2 separate regions of the Homo sapiens genome follow, and region 1 is linked to region 2. The links are chromatin contacts, found by Hi-C in ENCODE. All regions are on one chromosome and are shown on one strand. The core of a region is the stretch at or near the end of the contact, and the rest is flanking DNA. Distances in the headings are between cores, read along the strand shown. Region 1 overlaps KCND2 (potassium voltage-gated channel subfamily D member 2). Region 2 overlaps MDFIC (MyoD family inhibitor domain containing).

Evidence for each region. Hi-C counts contacts between places; a loop is a spot of excess contacts on that map. Pooled maps may share reads with other maps.
Region 1: a map with no recorded cell type shows a loop between it and region 2 (5-fold over the local background). The contact joins two enhancer-like sites. A Hi-C loop is called at or near these places in 2 of 37 single-sample maps with no recorded cell type and 2 of 50 pooled maps.

The regions. Positions count from the first base shown.
Region 1 is chr7:120,401,126-120,403,825 of GRCh38, reverse strand. The region is part of intron 1 of KCND2 (potassium voltage-gated channel subfamily D member 2); the gene reads right to left. Among named protein-coding and RNA genes, the nearest start is that of KCND2, 130 kb to the right of the region's middle. Within about 2 kb of position 1,250, at least 5 of the 41 ENCODE cell types and tissues checked have a DNase peak (open chromatin) inside an H3K27ac peak, as active enhancers do.
Region 2 is chr7:114,930,056-114,932,755 of GRCh38, reverse strand. All of the region lies in intron 2 of MDFIC (MyoD family inhibitor domain containing), which reads right to left. Among named protein-coding and RNA genes, the nearest start is that of MDFIC, 9.3 kb to the right of the region's middle. RefSeq lists enhancers at 673-752, 2,145-2,694 and a silencer at 833-892. Within about 2 kb of position 1,440, at least 7 of the 41 ENCODE cell types and tissues checked have a DNase peak (open chromatin) inside an H3K27ac peak, as active enhancers do.

The DNA of each region.
Region 1 (2,700 bases), core at 1-2,500, 5.5 Mb before region 2:
AAAACAGTCATTGTTTATATCTGGAAAAAACATTTTAAAATGTCACTCTGATCAATAAAATTAGACATATGTGTTGTTATATAAATGTATTTTCTTCCCCAAAATTATTTACTTGTATTTCATGTTGTTTTAATTAAATTAAAAATTTGAATGTGAAATTGTTTTCAATTATAAGTCTTACGTTAAAAAAAAAAATCACCTGGCATGGTGGCTCATGCCAGTAATCCCAGTACTTTGGGAGGCCTAGGCAGGTGGATCATTTGAGGTCAGAAGTTTGAGACCAGCCTGACCACATGATGAGACCCTGCCTCTTTTAAAAAGACCAAAAAAAAAAAAAAAAAAATTAGCCGGGCCTGGTAGCCATCGCCTGTAATTCCAGCTACCAGGAGGCTGAGGCAGGAGAATTGCTTGAACACGGGAGGCAGAGGTTGCAGTAAGCCATGATCGCACCACTTTACCCCAGCCTGGGTGACCGAGGGAGACTCTGTCTATAAAAGAAAAAAAAAAAAAACATGAATAATAGGGTGATTTGACTAAATTTCTGGGCCAATCTGTAGCTGCCATCTCTTCAGACATCTTCTTAGCTGGCAGAGGGAGAAGAGTATCCTCTTCTCTCAGTCACAAATTCTCTCTTTTAGGAACTTGGAATTGGGATTAAGATATTATAATTTGGTTTGGGTTAATCCCTGGAAGGGAGAATTTGTCAACTCTTGGGAGCTTGGGAGCTTTGGCTAAGTCATCTTTACATATGGACAATGCAGGAGAGAAAGCCAGACTGTGGAAAGCAAAAACGTTTAAAGTTCAGACACATTGTTATGTAAGTTCAGTATCTTCTGTATTTCCAGTTATGCTTCCCAAGTTTACTTATTACATACCAGTCCCATTATACATTCTTGGCTTAAAGGATTGAATATCTATTCTGTCACTCAACAGTAATAATATAAGGAGATTTTAAAAGAAGATGTTTAATCTTCATTAAGATTTTAACCTTATCTACTGCAAGCTCCCTTGGTCTAATCATCTATTCAAAATATGTAGATTATGTAAGCAAACTATGTCAAAAAGATAATATAAAATTAAATATTTGCAGGTTCATTTTAAGTCCCTGGGAACATTTTTAAAAGTACACTGGAATTTATTATCAAAGTTCTTCCTGTAAGAAACAAAATGAATCATCTTTAGAGGGAAATGAAAAATTTCACTCTCAGGTACAGAAGCATGTGACTAATACTCTGAAAATAGCAACTAGCTTGGCAATAACCAAAGAAAGAAACTACTGCAACATTAATCCACATAGTGTAACTGACTTGATACTGCCTCCTTCAATATCTTTCATATCTTAAGATAATATCCACTATCGCCTGCTTCAACTGAGAAAAAAAAGTTAAAAAAATTAAAAACAACAACACTTAGGTCAGAAAATAAATGTTTATCGTTTTCAAAAGCTGGAATGCATTCAGTTACTACAATCATTCCGTTGTACTCCCCGTTCTTTGTTTTCTTAGCATCCTTTTTTGTGGGGGAAGGGATGCACATGGGAAGCTTCCTTAATTTAAGTTCCTTTCATCTGAAGATTTCAAAAGCTTTGCTGATGGCTATTATTTACAGTAGCTGAGTAAATGGGAGCACAGAGCCAATGGGAAGCTATAACTATTCTATAAATGAAATACAAAGCATTAGAATCTTGTTAAAACAAGTCAAGATGTAAAATGTCTTAGGCATTCTGCTTCATTCTGAACTCATTTTCCGTTTGTTAAAGCAATTCACCATTTTGTCACCCTTTTCTTACATTCTTATAACAATAACAATTTTGGTTACTTATTCAGAAATATTGAGCCATCGGGCCCTAATTTTGTTTTTAGAAATTAAGCCCAGCTGATGTACTACCAATGAGGATATACTTAAAAAGAGTGGTGGGGTATGTATAACAGTATGACATGCAATTTCAATGTGCTTTAGGATATAAGTTATTCAGAGAGAAAGAAAGGATAGAAAAATAAGTCTTAGACTCAAAATTGATGGAAAACTGAATACAGGAAAGTGCTACTATAGGAAAGGGATAGAATAACAAAGCAAATCTACAACAAGATAATTTTGGACAGAAGGCTACTAAGACAACAGATGAGGAGAAGAGTTGTGTCAGAGGCAGAAATGTGTGGCTAAAGATGGGGGGAAGAGGACTGACGCCTTATAAACACAGTAATATTTCTAATAATGAAATATCTATCAAAGCTTTTGAAAGCCACAGCTCCCATACCTGGTCAATCATCAAAATCACCTAAATAGCTCATATATATGGATTCCCACTGTGTGCTCCCTAGAAATACTGATTTAGTAGAACTGGCTCAGAGTCCATAAATTTGTACAGTATTTTTAAAAGGTTTTATGGTGAATTAGAAAGTATAAATGTTTTAGATGTAACTTTCCACAATGGGCAGTACCTCAAAAGCATATCTAACTCTGGGAACAGCACATACTTCCCTAGTTCCCATTTACTAACATGAAAAAGGCAGCTTAAAATAGGAACTGAAAAAAGACAGGTTTGTCTTGAGATTAGATGTCACACTCAGGCCGTTTTTTGATGTCAGTACAGCTGCATGGTCTGTATCTTGAGATGCTACCGTGCTATCTGTCCTAGATTTTTTGCTCCCTGCTTTTCTCTCAGTTTGAACCATGGGATAGTGACACCAAATGCAGTCC
Region 2 (2,700 bases), core at 191-2,690:
TCAATTTCTGGGTCCTCCCCACCCTTGCTGTAGAGCAATGAGTTCTTCGGATTCTCCTCTAAGACCACAACCTATATTCTTTTGGCTCTACCATCTTTGCAGTCTCATCAACTTCCACAGTTTCAGTAAATTGCAGGGAGATAACTTGTAGATCCATTTTACTAGCCCTGACACCTATCTTGAGCTACAGATTTGAAGTTTTAACTCTACATAAATATATCTTTAGCAACTCAGACTCAACATTTCCCAAAATTCATCACCACTTTTCTTCTCTTCCTGTCTGTTTCTATAACTGTTGTCTGTGTCTTAGCTAATAGTAGTTACAGAATCACCTTCAACTCTTTATTTTCTTTTTATGTCGCCTATTCCAAAATAATCAATTACCAGATCCTGCTAGTAACAACTCCCCAATTTCTCGCAAATCTATAGTTTCTTTTCCACACCCACTACCAGTGCCTCAGTCTCTTTACCCTCCAATCAAAAATACTTTCCTAACACCAAGATCAAATATGTTACTCCTTAGCTGAAGTATGAATTATATCCATTTTGCATATTGGTGAAAAACTGATAGAGTTATTTGAACATAGATATTTTAGAATATTTTATATTGTAAACTCCTATACTTTCCCACGCTTAATAATTTTATCTTGTATCCCCATGAGAAATAAATAGTACAACCCCTCAGATCTTATGTATTGCCTGAGTAATGAAAGAAATAAGAACTATGTTTATAGAAACCCAAAAGCAGCGTCTGCGTTTACAAACACCCGAAAGATCAGGGCGGATTCACCTTGAAAAAGAGTAGGAGGACTATGCCTCGGAGTGGCAAAAGTAAAGAGAGGAAGCTGGTTCCTTCATACTCTGCCACCTAGTTTCAGAGAGCCTGTCACCTGCTCGACCACAAGATACCTTAGTTTCAAGGCTCAACACGGCATAATTCTCACCAAAAAACCCTACAAACGGTATATTCTTCAACTATGGACACTAGCAGTCCAACTTAGACAAAACTGATTCCTTCTCGCCATCCTGAAATCCTCTCTCAACCTCTAAATTTTCCTGCTCCAGGATGATACCAGTTAGTTGGCATCTGGCCATAAATTAATCTGTCACATGGCTATTATTTTAATCTTGAATTGATATTTCAGTAAGAGACTGAAATTTAATTTGGTAAACATTTGTGTCTTATCCTTTCTCATCCTGTTGAGAAATTCATTGTGGGCAAAACTATACATTCTTAATTTTCGCAGGACCTTGTAGGCACACCGAAAAATATTTGTGGGCAGGGTTTTCCCCTTCAAATCTCTCCATAGTAAAATATATGTGCTAGCATAAAAATTAATTTCAGACTTTATTCCTGAAACTACCAAAAATTGGGCATAAAAGCACATGTATATGAATCATCTCACTTGAGATCATGTGGGCGTGAATCTGAAAACAGAAGTAGACTGTAAGTAAAAACCACAAACGAAATTAAATTCATGTTAAAATAACTCTTCTCATAGTTTCTACTTAGCAAACCCTAAGTGATTAGAAGAAGAATCTATAAAATATAACTAGACTTCAAAAACTTAAGGTTAAAAAGCTTTCCTCCTTCAGGACATGTAGGCTAATGTAAAAAGTAGATATTAAAAGTTTAAGTAACTTCAATAAAGTGTTACTGGAAAGACAAAGAGAGAGAGAGAGGGAGGAGGAAAAGGGGACGGAGGGAGAGAGAGAGATCAAGTATCCAAAATACTGGTGCATATACATAGCACTGATTAAGACAGAAGGGCTGCAGCAACTTTCTTTGATCTACTCCAATGAATCACTGAAGTTAAATTGTCCAAAATCTAGAATCTAGTCAGTACAGAATGTATTCTCTTAATAAAAACTGAATGCTTTTAGAAGTAGAAACATAGAAATCACGATTTATCCTCTGCCTTTGTACAGAAAAATATTTACATTGTCTCAGAAAGATAATCTGGTTGAATTTTTTTTTATCTGTTCCATGTGTTGTTGTTCTAAATAACTTTGTATTTGCATATGGCCTAACTTTAGATGGTGTCAATTGATGTTTCCTCATTACTCCCAAACCTTTTATTATTATAGAAACATAATCCAATAAAATAATTGCACACTGTTATTAGGCCTTCTTTCCATGAAATCATCTCAACAAGATCCAGGAAACGAGGTTCAAAGAAACAGGAAAAGCCTTTACACACCCAAAAATTCCACAGCTTCCCTCATAGCCATGTAAAGGTCACTCAATCATATATATTAAATCCTCATATGTGAACTGACCAAACAAAGCAACAGCCACAATTTTTTTTCTCGCCAGAGGTCTTAGCCTGTCAATTGCATTTCTGGTCTCTGGATTCTCTTCCCAGCCTGGAATACAAGACCGGTTAACATAAACACTTCCCACACATGCGTGATATGCATCCCTTGTCACTTGTCATCCTCTCATCACTTCCACCCTGCCAACCTCCAACCCTATGCTAATTGCAAAATCCATTCTGTCTGCTTCCCTTCCCAAGCTCCTGCATGCTCCCTGGCTGAGAAAGACAATCAACCATGCTGATCACTTCCACTAAGAATTCATGCCATTCAGTCCTAGTTAATTTCTTTGTGTTACCCAGCAGGCATTTTATTTGCCCCAGATTGACTATCCCTTTAATTCTTCCCTCTTCCAAATCTTTTCCAGACATCTCAAACTTCTTG